Regions from separate parts of the Mus musculus genome. Here region 1 is linked to region 2. A link is a loop called in an ENCODE intact Hi-C map of the cell type or tissue named here. Cell type or tissue: heart. All regions are shown on one strand.

What was found. Peaks named below come from ENCODE experiments on the same cell type or tissue, not always from the same donor. Only the 100,000 strongest peaks of a DNase experiment are listed, where the experiment ranks them.
Region 1: it touches region 2 in a loop (2.3-fold over the local background); 7 of 42 quality-filtered maps call a loop at or near these places.

What each region holds. Positions count from the first base shown.
Region 1 is chr4:132,421,318-132,429,317 of GRCm38, reverse strand. It overlaps Phactr4 (phosphatase and actin regulator 4), which reads left to right and starts at 6,872. Exons shown (of 13, transcript NM_001161797.1): 1 at 6,872-6,973. In heart, a CTCF peak has its summit at 4,357 (motif pointing right); a DNase peak (open chromatin) is centred at 6,727; H3K4me3 peaks cover 1,819 bases; H3K27ac peaks cover 3,345 bases.
Region 2 is chr4:132,266,587-132,274,586 of GRCm38, reverse strand. Taf12 (TATA-box binding protein associated factor 12) reads right to left here and starts at 212. Exons shown (of 6, transcript NM_025579.3): 1 at 100-212. Gm28874 (a long non-coding RNA gene) reads right to left here. Exons shown (of 2, transcript XR_390809.4): 2 at 7,479-8,000. It overlaps Rnu11 (U11 small nuclear RNA), which reads left to right and starts at 4,401; the gene lies at 4,401-4,508. In heart, CTCF peaks have their summits at 4,113 and 5,493 (motif pointing right); DNase peaks (open chromatin) are centred at 246, 4,106 and 4,396; H3K4me3 peaks cover 1,958 bases; H3K27ac peaks cover 2,111 bases.

The DNA of each region.
Region 1 (8,000 bases), 150 kb before region 2:
TTCTGTTTTGAGACACAGGTTCTCATTATGTGGCTTCGGCTGATGGATTTCACAGGTCCTCCTAACTCTAGGCTAACTAAGGATTGGCCATGTAGCAGAGGATGACATTCAATTGATCCGCTGCCTCCACTACTCAAGTGCTAGAATGTGAAGGCTGGGTTTTATGCACTCTACCAACTGAGCTAAAGCCCAGCCCTCTACCCCTTTGTGGTATTGGGCTTTGAGCCTAGGGTGTTCTGCCCGCCAAGCAGCAGGCTGCCCTTGAACTAAATCCTAGCCCTTTGGCCGTATCCTTTCTACCCTCCTTCTCCTCCCTTTGGGGTCCTGGGATTACAGGTAATCTACTCCATACAGATTGCCTTCTGGTTTGCTTTGTTTCTGAGAGGGGCATGCTACCCATGTAGCCCAGACTGGTTTCAAACTAACAACCTTTCTGTGTCAACCTTCCACATAGGTTGGGGATTACAAGTGAACACATCTGGGGGCTGGTGAGATGGCTCAGTGGGTAAGAGCACCCGATTGCTCTTCCGAAGGTCCAGAGTTCAAATCCCAGCAACCACATGGTGGCTCATAACCATCCGTAACAAGATCTGACTCCCTCTTCTGGTGTGTCTGAAGACAGCTATAGTGTACTTACATATAATAATAAATAAATCTTTAAAAAAAAAAAGTGAACACATCTGCACCCAGATGAATTTTTATTTAAAAAATATTATTCTTTTATGTGTACAGGTGTTTTGCCTGTCTATATATCTGTGCACCAAGTGTATGTGTGAATTTCTATTTTTAAAGCTGGCCAACAATTTGAAGAATGCCCAGAGGCTATGATTCCCCAGAGCCTGCCTGTTTGCAGTCTGTGCTGTTCAACCTGTAGCTATGCTTGGTAACTATTTCTGTGTTAATCATCACTCTATCGTCACCTCATTTATTATCTGTCGACTCCATGCCAGGATCTGTCTCAGTACTTCACATAGATGACCTCATTAATCTCTTAAGCCACCTGTAAGGTCATGCAAGGTTCAGCGAGGTTGAGACACTTGCCCGAGGCCACAAGGTATAAGCGGTACAAACAGATGCTAAAGGTCTGCCGGCTGATCTGCTGTGCTAAGGCACCACCTGTCTGTTTAGCCAATGCTCTGCCTGACAACTCTTATCGTTTGTTGCAGGATCGCTGTGTGTCAGGCACTGTGCTCCCTTGGCCCTGATCCCACCCTTGACCGCAAGTCTGGGAAGGAACTACTGTTTGTTATCATATGTATTTTAGGGATGAGGAAACTGAGTGTTACTCATGGGGGTGGAGAACAAGTTGCAAACCCAATCTGGTGTCACAGACCCCACTGTTAGGAACCCCTAATTACAATTGTTTTGTGGGCAGATTGCAGGGTGATGGGGGAAGGGAAAATTGCTAAAGACAAAACAATCCACCACCACCCCAAAAAAACTACCCAAAACAGCAACAACAACAAAAAGAACTTTCTCCAATTAATCCAAAGGTCCACGGAGACACGGAGACCTAAAAAATCTTCCCCACCTCGTAGGGGGTCGAGGGCAGGATATGTGAACCTGCTAGGGAGTACTGTGGCTTGCAGGTGGCAGCAACATTAACAGTCTCTGTTAATGTTATCTGTCATATGACAGCTGTCATCCCAGCACTCAGGAGGCTGAGACAGGTGGAGTTCAAGGTAATTCTTGACCAAGTATTGGGGCCAGCCTGGCCTACCTGAGCTTCTGTCTTAAAATACACACACACACACACACACACACACACACACACACAAATAATAGCCAACTTTTCACTTCATAAATTCTATTTTTCAAAAACAACATGGAAAAAATATTTGAGACAAGGTTTCTCAGTGTAGCCCTGACTGTCCTGAAACTCTATCTGTAGAACAGAGTGGCCTCAAATTTATAGAGATCTGTCTGCCTCTGCCTCTTGAGTACTGGGATCAAAGGCATGTGCCACCACTGCCCAGCTCTTTTCTTCCTTCCTTCCTTCCTTCCTTCCTTCCTTCCTTCCTTCCTTCCTTCCTTCCTCCCTCCCTCCCTCCCTCCCTCCCTCCCTCCTTCCCTCTCTCTTTCTCCCTTCCTTCCTTCCTTCCTTCCTTCCTTCCTTCCTTTCTTTCTTTCTTTCTTTCTTTCTTCCTTTCTTTCTTTTTATTTTTTTGAGACAGGGTTTCTCTGTATAGCCCTGGCTGTCCTGGAACTCACTCTGTAGACCAGGCTGGCCTCGAACTCAGAAATCTGCCTGCCTCTGCCTCCCGAGTGCTGGGATTAAAGGCATGCGCCACCACTGCTTGGCTTCTTTTGTTTGTTTTAACAAAACTGAATCTATAGAGTAAAGTTTAACAAGCGCTGGGATTTGTCTGCTTCTAGATCACCACTAATTGAGAGACAAGAAAAGCTTTGTTTTCAGAACCCAGTACTCTCTAAAGCAGAGATAACAAAACGCCATTTCTTGGGCTGAGGCTGCAGCTCAGTTGGCAGAGGGTTTTGCCTCGAATGTACAAAGCCCTGGGTTTAATTCTCAGCACCACATAAAGACAGTCTGGTAGCCTTCAATTGTAATCCCAGCCTTAGGGGTGGGAGCTGTGGAGACAGAAGGATCGGAAGTTCAAGGTAATTGTCAGCTACGTGGTGACTTTGAGACCAGCTTGGGATACATGCAGCTCTGTATTTCATTTTTTTAAAATTTTATTTATTTATTATATGTGTGTACACTGTAGCTGTCTTCAGACACTCCAGAAGAGGGCATCAGATTTTTGTTATGAATGGTTGTGAGCCACCATGTGGTTGCTGGGATTTGAACTCAGGACCTTTGGAAGAGCAGTCGGTGCTCTTAACCACTGAGCCATCTCACCGGCCCCCAGCTCTGTATTTCAAGTTAAAATAAAGTCAAGGACCATTTCTAACAAGTATTATTCAACTCTCCTCCCTAAATGTACAAGCACAGATCAAAACATTTAAACAAGGTCAAAACAGCCCAACACAAGAAGACCTTATTATAGGAGGCCGTTCTGCTTCTCTGAGAAGCAAATAGAACAGGAAAGCCTTAAACAAAAGATAAGAGGGGTTGGGCCGAGAAAGTGCTTGCTCCCAGCATCCCTCTGGCATACAACACCCTCTAACCTGAACTTTCCCCCAGAGCCTCCTCCCTATATAATTCAGACATTTTGGTCTCTCTGTCTTTCTCTCTCCTCTCCCTCTCTGCAGGTGTCTTTCTCTTTCTCTTCCTCTTCTCCTATGTCTCCTTCTCCATGGTGACTTTCCTGGCCTGGTTCCTTGGGACCAGTGAACTCACCCACTCAGAGAAGTTTCCCAGTAAGCCTGAGTTTATTATATATATTTTAATCTTATTTGAGCTGGCTCGTTTTGCCAGCACAGAAATAATTTATCACTAATAAAGGAACTATTTTTCTGAAAAACAATTTTAAGTATGACAAGCCATGCATTTTTGTACAGTACATTTAATTACAATTTAATAATAGATGTTGCCTGAAGGGCATAACCATCTGGTGTCCACAACCCACCTTTGCATCTCCAGAGTTGTCATGATTTCTGTACACACTTCCATTTTCTTTTTCTTTCTCTTTTTCTTTCCTTCCTCCTTTCTCTCTCTCTTTCTCTTTCTCCCTCTCTCTCCCTCTTTCCCTTTCTCTCCCTCTCTCCCTCTCTCTCTCTCTCTCTCTCTTTCTTTCTGAGTTACTTACTTATTTTGTGTATGTGAGTACACTGTGGCTGTCTTGAGACACACCAGAAGAGGGCATCAGGTCCCATTACAGATAGTTGTGAGCCACCATGTGGTTGTTGGGAATTGAACTCAGGATCTCTGGAAGAGCAGCAGTCAGTGCTCTTAACCGCACTAAGCCATCATTTCTCCAGCCTGCACACCTCCAATTTCGTGAGATGATGTTGAGGTACACGCTAACATTCATGACTTGTTGTTTTAGAGACAGCAATATAACAAGGAAGTATTGAGGAAAAAAGTACATTGATTGATTGATTGATTGATTGATTGGAGAGTACATGTGGGCTACAGGGAAAATATGGAGGGTGGAGGCCTCGGTTCTCTCCTTGGACAACTCAGGGCATAAGTACTTTTAAAAATAAGATTTACTTTTTTTTTTTTTTTTTTTTTGGTTTTTCGAGACAGGGTTTCTCTGTGTAGTCCTTGCTGATCCTGGAACTCACTCTGTAGACCAGGCTGGCCTCGAACTCAGGAATCCACCTGCCTCTGCTTCCTGAGCGCTGGGATTAAAGGCGTGTGCCACCACGCCCGGTTTATTTTTTTAATTATGTGTGTTTGAATGTTTTGCCTATGTGTGTGTGTACCATATGCATGCAGTGCCCATGGATGCCAGAAGAGGGCATCAGATCTCCTACAACAAGAGTTTAAGAAGGTTGTCACTGCCTTGTAGGTGCTAGGACCCAGGTCTGCCAGAGCAGCAAGAACTCTTAAGCCCCAGATCATTTATTTCTTCAGCCCTGGCTGTAGCCATATTGGTCTCTCCTAGTAGGTTATCTTCTTATTTGGTTTTAATTTGTATATATCTAGCACCCTTCATGTATTATTTGTAAACTGTTTATCTTTCTTGCTACAAAGTGTATTCAAGCCTTCTGTAAAAAAAAAATAGAGTGTCACTGGGCAGAGTTGGCACATGGCTTTCATCCCAGCACTTAGGACAGGGGCAGATGAATCTTTATGTTCCAGGCCAGCCTGGTCTACAGAGTGAGTTCAAGGATAGCCAGAGCTACACACAGAGAAATCCTGAATAATTGAAAATTCACACACACACACACACACACACACACACACACCATTTATTTATTTATTTATTTATTTATTTATTTATTTATTTATACTATGACTTAAACCTTGAACATCTTGTGTGCAAGGCAAGCATCCTACCACTGAGTTACTTCCCTAGTCTCTGGGTTATCTTTTTTTTTTTTTTTTTTTTAAAGATTTATTTATTTCATGTATGTGGGTACACTGTTGCTGTCTTCAGACACACCAGAAGAGGGCATTGGATCCCCATTACAGATGGTTGTGAGTCACCATGTGCTTGCTGAGAATTGAACTCAGGACCTCTGGAAGAGCAGTCGGTGCTCTTAACTGCTGAGCCATCTCTCCAGGTTATCTTTTAACTGAGATAGTTTTGTTGTATATTCCATACTGGTCTTTTGTTGATTATATGCTTTGCAACTATGTTAATCCTGCTCTAGAACTTGTCTTTTCATCTTATTTTATCTATTTTAGAAGGGCAAGCAGAGTTCACTGAGAATTAATGAAAGAGCTCCTTGAAGCTGAAAAGGAACCTGCAAATGACTTGAATTTACCTTTTTGTTCTTTTTTTTTTTAAGATTTATTTATTTATTGTATATGCGTACATTGTAGCTAAACAGATGGTTGTGAGCCATCATGTAGTTGCTGAGATTTGAACTCAGGACCTTTGGAAGAGCAGTCTGCACTCTTAACCGCTGAGCCATCTCACCAGCCTACATTGTTACTTTTTAAATATTTATTTTTTATTAATTCCAGTTGTGTGTAGGTGAGTATTTGCATGCAGTATGTGCACATGAGTGCAAGTGCTCACATAGCCAGAGGTTCACAACCCTTGGAGCTGTAGTTAGAGTTGTGAGCTACCTGATATATAGTGCTGGGAACAGAACTCAGCCCCTTTAAAGAACAGCAAGTTCTTAACCACTGAGCCATCTCTCCAGCCATTATTATTATTGTTGTTGTTGTCATCGTCGTTGTCACTGTTGTTATTATTATATTACCAGACAGCAGCTGGCTGGCCTGCATTGGTTTTTGTTGGGTTTGTTTGTTTTGAGACAGGGTCTCACTATGTAATTCTGGTTGGCTTGGCCTGGAACTTTGTAGATCAAACTGATTTTGAACTCAGCAATAATCCAACCCTTGTCTCCAGAGCATTTAGGAATACTGGTGTGTGACACCACAACTGGGTTGTAATTTATTGCTTTTTTTTTTTTTTTTTTTTTTTGGTTTTTTGAGACAGGGTTTCTCTATATAGCCCTGGCTGTCCTGGAACTCACTTTGTAGACCAGGCTGGCCTCGAACTCAGAAATCCACCTGTCTCTGCCTCCCAAATGCTGGGATTAAAGGCATGCACCACCACTGCCCGGCGTATTGATATTTTTAATGTTATAGATTGCGTATTTGAAAGGTATAAGTTTTTCTATGTTTCCCTCTGTATGTATCGTATGTATACTTTTCCGTCTAAGATGGGTGTAACCCATGGGTTTGGCATTTAAAAAGATCCTCCAGCAGTGGCAAGAAGGGGGTCTGGAGGGTGATATAGCCCTGGAGGTTGGAATGAGTGCCACTTAGAAACAGATGGTGGCTTCTACTAGGTAATCGTTAGTGGGAAAAAAATTTAGTTGGGAGGGGGGGGGTGTAGAATGTCTGCGCTTAATAGGCTGGGTTCTGTACTTTCACAAAACACCGCGGGTAACTTGTTTGTAAGTTTTTTGCACTTAAAACTGGTTATCAATAGTTTGAAACAAACTGGACTTCTTTTGTAGAGCACAACACACACATCCTTTCTTGGGCATCGCCGGGAGAGTCTGTTCCCGAACGTGTCCTCCCAAGTCCCGAGACCTTCCCCTTGCTCAGAACTGGGCAAGGTGCCCAAATCCGTTTATATGCAGTGCACCGGACTCTGGCGGCGCATGCCCAGATCGGCAGAGTAGGGGTCAGGCGCCTCGCAGCGGAGGGCCGGCAGTTCCCGCCATTTTGTCCCGCTCGCCACACCGCTGGCCACTGCAGTGGACTACAAGTCCCGTGAGGCTCCGCGGCGGCACTTCCTACCCTCCTCACTGTCCGGCCCGCTCCCTCCGCCCCCCCTCCCCTGGGGCCGAAGGCTCTGGCTGGAGCCAGGCGGCCAGAGACCAGGTAGGATTTCCGGGAGAAAGTGCTGGGGAACCCGAGGAGGCAGCGGCGACTTGGGTAAGTTCCCCAAACTTGGGAAAGTGAGCACCTCCCGCGCGCGCGCAGCAGCGGCAGGCTCGGCTCGACTAGGGGTCGCGGGCCGAGCCTGGGTGGGGGGTTAACGGCGCCCGCGGCGGTCAGTGCAGCCAGGGCGTGGCGGGCGGTAGCCTCCTCCCTCCTCGGCCCTCCCACAACGGTCCCGCGGCGGTGTCCCCGCCTGTGGCCGGCCGGCGCACACTCGCGCTCTCCGCCCCCCAGCCTCCGCGGGGCCCTTTTGTCTGCGCCGCTTTTCCCCCTTTTGTGGCAGTGCACGGAGTCGCGGTCTCCAGGGGAGCCCGCACGTCCTGCTGGGGACTGCGCCCTGGGGATCTGGTTACTGTAACTGGATCGGGTCAAAGTCCATCTTTCAAAAGTGACCTCCCTCAGACCTCTGCATCCTGGCTGAGCAGAGAAGAGACTTAGGAGTCTGGCATAGTTTCAGTGGAAACCTGGAAGTTATTGTCCAACTTCTTTCTTAAATGTCAGCCTCCGGTAGCTAGGGATCAAAACTCAAGGCGCTAAGGCGCTTTTCTCCTCCAGTGGATGGAGTCTAAGAAAAAGAAGTGAGACTTGGAGCCTCAATCCCGGAAACCGAGAAAGAGTGGAAATTTGCTGCGATACGTGTGGCAGCTGGGATGGAGGGGTTGGGTGATTGTGGAGTGTGTGTGTGTGTGGGGGGGGGGGGGGGGTGCGGCGGCGGCCGCAAAGAACTCAAGCGAATCATTGCCTCGGAAACCTGAAAATTGGAGCAGAGTGATTACCAGGACATCATTCATTGCCTGCAGTCTTCGGCACTTCATTTTCCCACGCTGCTCCTCGACTCTCCAGAATACATCCCTTTCTCTTTTTTTAAACAACAACTCCACAAAGAAAAACTCAGCTCACTGAAAGCACCTGCTTTGTAGAAAAACCTAGATACCCAGTAGATTCTAGAAAGCATTAAAAAAAAAAAGGTTGAAAAAAAAAAGGCGATAAAATATGTATTTACTGGACACCGATGAATTGT
Region 2 (8,000 bases):
TTCCACAGCCTAGTTCTTCCAGCACTGACCCGCTGTGGGTCTGGGTCCTGACACCCTCCTCCCGCTCTTCGTCCTCAACTGCCAGGGCCCAAGACTCACAGGCAGCAGCGTCTATCTCCCCATGATATGCGGAGACTGCCCCAGTGAAGCTTTCGTCTCAGCAGCCGGTCCGACTGCGCGGCCCTCCCCAAGCACTTCCGGCACCGCTCCCCGCCTCCAACCCGGAAACGCGCGGCTCTTCCGGCCGCCGGGCGCGCGCCTCACTAGCGCAGGCGCAGATGGTACTACAACACGTGGTAGGACTGTGAGCCCAGCGCCTGGCTTGGCAGGTCGGGCTTTCTGCTCTGTGTGGCTTGCTGGTGGCGTGGGTCTACTCTGCGTCCCCTACCACGGCGTGAATCCCTGTCCTAGATGTTTCTTTACGACTCATCTCTTTCACGAGCGTGACCGGTAACCGACGGCCTCGGAGAGCTTCCAAGTCGCCATTTTTGGTTGGTGCCTTTGTGGTGCTATAAGGATGGGACCGCAGTTCTGCATAGATACCAACTATGGGACTCTCAACCAGCACGAGAACTTGGAGACTAGAGAAGCTGATTGTGCCTATTAGTTAATCTGTAGTCAACATACACTTGGACGAGAGCTGTCTGTGAGGGACTGGTTCAGTCCCTCACTTGGAGTATGTCATGTAATAGTGGAAGAAACGTGAAATTCCTAAGGGATGTAGGTTCTCAACTTGAATTGAAAATTCTTACTCCAAAGCCCGGGCTGGTACAGTAACTGTTAAACCACTAAGCCCTGAGATTTGAGTACTTTTTTTTTTTTTTTTTTTGCTAGGCATGTAAGCAACAGGCAGTTTCAGTCCCCGGCAAGGATTCTTAGTAAAATAGAGATCTCGCAAACGAGTGTATAGAAGTCTGACATCTCAGAGCTATCAACGGTTCCTGCCCATAAAGAATCCATTCTATCTTTGTATCTTCATCCCATTAGGCTCATCCACCCTCTTGGTCCAAAATCCTGGATGCAAGGGCTTAACCATTAAGTGGCAAACTGTTTATAACCTTATTTTTCTTTTTGGATTTATTTTATGCGGAAAAGTGTTTTGTCTGCATTTATATATGTACACCATGTGCATTCCTGGTGCACAAAGAGGTCAGAAGAGGGTATCTGAAGCCTTGCAATTGAAGTTACAGATAGTTGTGAGCCACCATGTGACTGCTGGCATTGACCCAGGCCCTCTGCAAGACTGCCAGGTTCGAGAGAAAGCCACCTCTCAAGCCCCAGCTTTATTTTTCTATCATGGTTCTCAGAGTTTGGCCAATCAGTTTTTGTGCTTGCATCCTTGGATGTACTAAACTGTTTTTTTGTTTTTGTTTTTGTTTTTTGCTGTGTGCTGGGTATATCCTGTTGGGGAAGTCAGTCATCATTGTCCTTAAGAGTTTACAGGCGCTAGGCAGTGCTAGCTCATGCCTTTAATCCCAGCACTTGGGAGGCATGGGCAAGATTTCTGAGTTTGAGGCCAGCCTGGTCTACAGAGTGAGTTCCAGGACAGCCAGGGCTACACAGAGAAACCCTGTCTCAAAAAAACAAGCAAACAAAAAAAAAGACTAGATGAGCAGTAAGGCTGAAGTTTGGTTAGGGGACAGGAAGGGACAGGTGGAAATGGGGGGTGGATTTTATTCAGTGTTCAGTGGAAAGGCATGAAAACTGAGGATTGAGATGGTAATTTGTATTTAAGGAAGCATTGGGTGGATGGGTAGGGTGGATGGGTATCTTGGCTCAAACCATTGGCCCCTACTCTCGGGAGGCAGAGGCAAGTCAGTTTCTGAGTTTGAGGCCAGCCTGGTTTTCAAGCTAGCCACTGCTCCACAGTAGGTGCATGTGTCAAATAAAGTGTGTGGCGATAAATGAACACTTGGATTATAGAAGGGCCCCTTGATGGACAGAGGGTAGCACCACTGGGCTCCTCACCAGTTTCTTTTCTTTTCTTTCTTTCTTTTTTTTTTTTTTTTTTTTTTTTTTGGGGTTTCCAGACAGGGTTTCTCTGAATAGCCCTGGCTGTCCTGGAACTCACTCTGTAGACCAGGCTGGCCTCGGACTCAGAAATCTGCCTGTTTCTGCCTCCCAAGTGCTGGGATTAAAGGCGTGCACCACCACGCCCGGCTTCACCAGTTTCAACTACACCTCTTCCCATTTATGAATCTCCTTTCTTTTGTAGCTCCTACTTTATAAAGGGCAGGGAACTCCATACGTTATTAAAGTGTAATGCCCAACAGTCTATTTTTTTGTTTGTTTGTTTCAAAAGTATTCATCTGCTTCTTCTACACACTCTTTTTAATGTAAGAACATTAGGGGCGGGGGAAGGGCTCACGAGTGGGTAGGAACGTTAGGAACGTGGTGTGCAAATGTAAGGATCTGCATGCCGTCCCCAATATCCTGAGGAAAAGCTGGGCCAGGCTGATGTCAGTAAGCTCTGGGAGCTGAACACGGGGATCTCTGCAACTTTCAGAGTAGAGGACCCTGGAGACAGGCAGCGTAGTGAGAGCTAACATGCACACTTTTTTTTTTTTTTTTAACTTTTTAAATCTTAAAAAGCACTCTGGGAGCTGGAGGGATGGCTCAAGTGGGTTAAGAGCACTGACTGCTCTTCCAGAGATCCTGAGTTCAATTCCCAGCAACCACATGGTGGCTCACAACCATCTGTAATAGGACATGATGCTCTCTTGTGTGTCTGAAGCCAGCTATAGTATATATATATATATATATATATATATATAAAACCAAAGCACTCTGGAGGCTGAAGCAGCAGGCACTCAAGTTCAGCCTGCGCTACCTGATGAAACCCTTGCTAAACTTCCTTCCTTGGAGGAGACATAAAGTCTACATTTGCAGTCCCAGCTGCAACCTGAGGCATGATCCCACCACAGTTCACTCTGGGCAGCCAGTTAGTTTATGTGGCTTATTTACATAGCAAGTGAAGGGTTAAACAGGGGTATGGTTAATTTGTCCCCCCCAAATCTGCACCTTCAAACACATTTTTAGCCTGGACGAATCTTCTATAGTGCATGAATAGAGCACCCTCCCCTACTGTTTTACATGCTATAACCTTTCTTGGATACCACCGACAATTAATAGTCCCACGTGATAGCTTGTTCATTCTAGAGCAGCTGGCTATTCAGTGAGTTTTCTGACTACCCACCCCACCCACCTCTTTGAGAGGGTATACACAGTCAACAAACTGGGATGATCCTTTGCAGGTAGGCTCAACTGAACGCCCCAAGATGGTGATCGCTTAACTCAGGGCCTAAGTCACACAAATCTACCATTCTTTTTGGGGGCGTGCTTTGTCCTTTGATGCAGATTCCTCCAGAAACCCAGGCCGACCAGAAGACAGAGTCATCCTGTAGCAGCCTCCCATGTAAGATTACATGTGCCATTATACTCGGTTCAGTGTTTTGGCTTTTGTTGAAGTGGGGTGTCATGTAGCCAAGGCTGGCTTGGAACTCAACTTGCTGTAATGCTCCTGTGTCAGCCTCCTGATTTACAGGCATGAGCCATCACACTCGGTTTATTTTAATTAATTAATTTATTTATTTTGGTTTTTCGAGACAGGGTTTCTCTGTATAGCCCTGGCTGTCCTGGAACTCACTCTGTAGACCAGGCTGGCCTCCAACTCAGAGATCCACCTGCCTCTACCTCCCGAGTGCTGGGATTAAAGGCGTGCGCCACCACGCCCGGCGGTTTATTTTTAAAACTATCTGATTTCATTGAAATTCAGAATAAATCGCCCCGCCATATGAACACAGAGCGCGTGTCAGCTTTTTTTAATCCCTCCCCATCACCTAGAATCTAGGTCTTTGATGATAAATTTACTCCGTTCTTTGCTTTTACAGACCGTCTCCTGTGTGTCCCTGTCAGAGACCTGAATTCGGTTCCTAGCACCCATATGTTAGAACATAACGTCCAAGTTGGAGGCTACAAGTGGCACTAAATTACACATTATCAGTTTTGACAGGTTGGGGCACCGTGTAACCCTAGTAACTTAGCGAAAGGCTCCTCGAACCCAACATCCCACCTCTAGCTGGGAGCAGCTGTTTTGCACCAGCGCCGCCTACCTCTCCCTCCGCGTCGGCCAGAGCATTCCCAGCAAGCACTGCTCTGATTTGCATATTGACTCACGGACTTTCCTTTACTGCTATACAAAAAACGACACAACAGTTCTCTTTGTGAAGAGCTTTCCCTCAGCCCGAGAAGAATCGATAGTTTGCCTTTTAGCTTCGACAATATACAGTTGAAAGTTGGTTAGACTTTATTTTCACCTTTACCGTAAGATGGGTGGACCGACAATGCCACTGTGCTTCCGAACGCGCTCGAGCAAAAAGGGCTTCTGTCGTGAGTGGCACACGCAGGGCAACTCGATTGCTGTGCGTGCGGAATCGACATCAAGAGATTTCGGAAGCATAATTTTTTGGTAATTGGGCAGCTGGTGATCGTTGGTCCCGGCGCCCTTGAATTTGTTAAATTACAGGAGGAAGCTTTTTTAGTTCATTTTACAAATACTTTCTTGTTAGGTAGATAATACCTTCTAAGGTTATTATCTGGATCTTCTAAGTCTTTTTATCGCTAGCAAGTCTAAGTTTCTGGACTTTGGAATTAGAAGTTAATGTCGTAGGCGGGCATGGTGGTCCACGCCTTTAATCCCAGAGTTTGGGAGGCAGACGCAGGTGGTTTTCTGAGTTCGAGGCCATCCTGCTCTTCAATGTTAGTTCCAGGACAGCCAGGGTTATACAAAGAAACCCTGTCTCGAGAAACAAAACAAACAAAAAAAGAGTAGCTGAGTGCTCTGAGTTGTCTCTCCAGCCCCTTAGCTATTTATTTTCATTTAAATTATTTTTGTTTTATTCGCTTGTGTGCCTGAGTTTGAATTTCCCGGGATTAACAGTTGAAGACTAGGGCTGGTGAGATGGCTCAGCGGTTAAGATTGCCGACTGCTCTTCCAAAGGTCCTGAGTTCAAATTCCAGCAACCACATGGTGGCTCACAACCATCTGTAACGAAATCTGATTCTCTCTTCTGGAGTGTCTGAAGACAGCTACAGTGTACTTACATATAATAAATAAATAAATATTTTAAAAAAAAACAGTTGAAGACTGGTAATGAGCCACCCTGTAGGTACCTGGGATAAAATTTGGGACTCTTAAAGAACAGCCAGTGCTCTTAACCAATGAGCCATCTCTCTAGCCCTGCAACTGACTGCTAAGAGGAGTGGGTATGGCTCTGCTTCACAGGTTAGAAAATTGAGGGTTACATTGTATTATGCAGGCAAAAGGAATATCCCACTTCCAAATGCCTCCCTGGAAGAGTAAGGGAATCATAAAACTTGACTGAAATTTCCTCCTTCAATATAAATTTCTTTTCTTTTCTTTTCTTTTCTTTTCTTTTCTTTTTTTAAGATTTGTTTATTTTATGTAAGTACACTGTCACTGTCTTCTGATACACCAGAAGAGGGCATCAGAGCCCATTCAGATGGTTGTGAGCCACCATGTGTTTGCTGGGAATTGAACTCAGTCATGACTTCTTGAAAAGCCATCAGTGCTCTTAACTGCTGAGACATATTCTCGCCAGCCTTTTTGATCTACATCTCATATGGAGTATTTAAAAAAACTTTATGTCTGGAGTTACATATTTTGGTGTGTATACCTCACATATGTCCATATCCCTTAAAATTTTTTTTTTTTTGTTTATTTTTGAGACAGGGTTTCATCGTGGCTGGCCCTTTTTTTTCTTTGTAGACCAAGCCTGGCCTTAAATTCAGAGATCTGCCTCATGAGTGCTTAGATTTATTTTTGCTTGTGTGTGTGTGTGTGTGTGTGTGTGTGTGTGTGTGTGTGAAGTTATTCTCAGAACCCAAATGGTGGAAGGAGAGGGTGAACCCTGTCACTTGTCTTCTGACCTACATATGCCATCCATGGTGTACCCCTCCAATAAATTAATATAATTAAAAGTCTTTGAAATAACTACTCATATCTACAGATACACAGTTCAGAAGTACTGGACTGCCATTTTGCCCAGCTTATGTTAGCTTTAGAAAAGGATGTGGGGGCTGGAGAGATGGATCCACAGTTATGAGCACTTATTCAGTTCCCAGGACCCAGCACTCCCACCTCCTCTGGTTTCCTTGGTGCATAATACAAATGAAGTATGTATACATGAGTGTAGACAAACACACATAAAGATAAATAAATCATTGTTTAATACTGTCTGGGTGTGGTGGCACTTTTTTTGTTTTGCTTTGTTTTTGTTTTTTTCAGGCAGGGTTTTTCTTTGTGTACCTGTATTAGTCAGGGTTCTCTAGAGTCACAGAACTTATAGATAGTCTCTATATAATAAAGGAATTTATTGATGACTTACAGTCTGCAGCCTGATTCCCAACAATGGTTCAGTAGTAGCTGTGAATGGAAGTCCAAGGACCTAGCAGGTACTCAATCCCACACAGCAAGCAGGCGAAGGAGCAAGAGCAAGACTCCCATCTTCCAATGTCCTTATATTGTCTCCAGCAGAAAGTGTAGCCCAGATTAAAGGTGTGTTCCACCACACCTTTAATCCCAGATGAACTCGGAGATTTAATCTTCTGGAATCCATAGCCACTTTGCCTCAAGATCTCCATACCAAGATCCAGATCAGAAACTTCTATCTCCAAGCCTCCAGATAAGGGTCACTGGTGAGCCTTCCAATTCTGGATTGTAGTTCATTCCAAATATAGTCAAGTTGACAACCAGGAATAGCCACTACAGTACCTGTGTAGTCTTGGCTGTCCCGGAACTCACTCTGTAGACCAGGCTAGCCTTGGACTCAGAAATCTGCCTCCCAAGTGCTGGGATTAAAGGCCACCACTGTAATGGTAGATATCTTTATCCTAGCACTCAGGAGGCAGAGGTAGATCTCTGTGAGTACCAGCTAGTGTTGTATAGTGAGACTCTGTTTCAGGGAAGGCATGAGTGAAAGAACAAAGGAAAACAGAAGAAAAGAAAATGGGGAGTTTTTTTGTTTTTGTTTTCTGTTGGGGAGGTCACAGGCTCAAGGAGCTTACACTCCAAAGGCTCGCCCTGTAAATCAGACTGGACTAGAACATAGAGATCTGCTAGGATTAAGGATTTATGCCAACACACTCAGCTCCAGCTGGCATCCCCACCACCACTTTTCTTTTTGTCTTTTGAGACAGGATTTCTCTGGGTAGCCCTGGCTGTCCTGGAGCTCACAGAGATCCTCCTGCTTCTGCCTCCCAGTGTGGTCCTGACCTGCATCTCCTTTCTCTACACCGGGATGCTGAGGCTGAAACAGAGACTCATAAGCACAGTGCCAGCAGGATTCAATTCTTATCCTTCCTCCTAAGCCCGAAGTCAGCTTTTTCCTTTGATGTTGACATGGCAGATGGGGCAGAGGTGGCTGAGGCAGTGACTAACCTGTCTACATCTACATTAGTCTCAGGGTTCTTTTTTTTTTTTTTCTGTTGCTGTTGTTTTTTGTCTTTGGGGTTTTTTTTCCCCCCATCAATTGGCAGAGCTTCCTCTCTTTCTGATTCTGCCTTCTTTTCTGATTCACATCCCATCTGCTACTAGATTCTGGTTTCTCAAAGTGTGGATGATACAGAAGGGAGGGACAAGCTGTGAGGGGTGGGGAGGGAGGGACAGAGAGTGCAGTAGTTCTTAAGCAACAGATTATTTTGAGAGTTCTGTGTACCAGGGAGTCCTCCGAGACTAATATAACCTGTCTGTCCGAGCCCTCACAGAGAAAGTATGTATTGTGGAGGGAGAACAAGGGAGAGCAAGTCCAGGCAGAAGGAAGCCCTGTTGGATATGGGTGTATCAATCAGAGTTCTCTAGTGTCACAGAACTTATGGGTCGGCTCTAAGGGAATTTGTTATGGTGACTTACAGTCTAGTCCAACTCCCAAACAATGGTCAGCTGTGAATGGAAGTCCAAGGTTGACAAGGCAAGTAGAAGA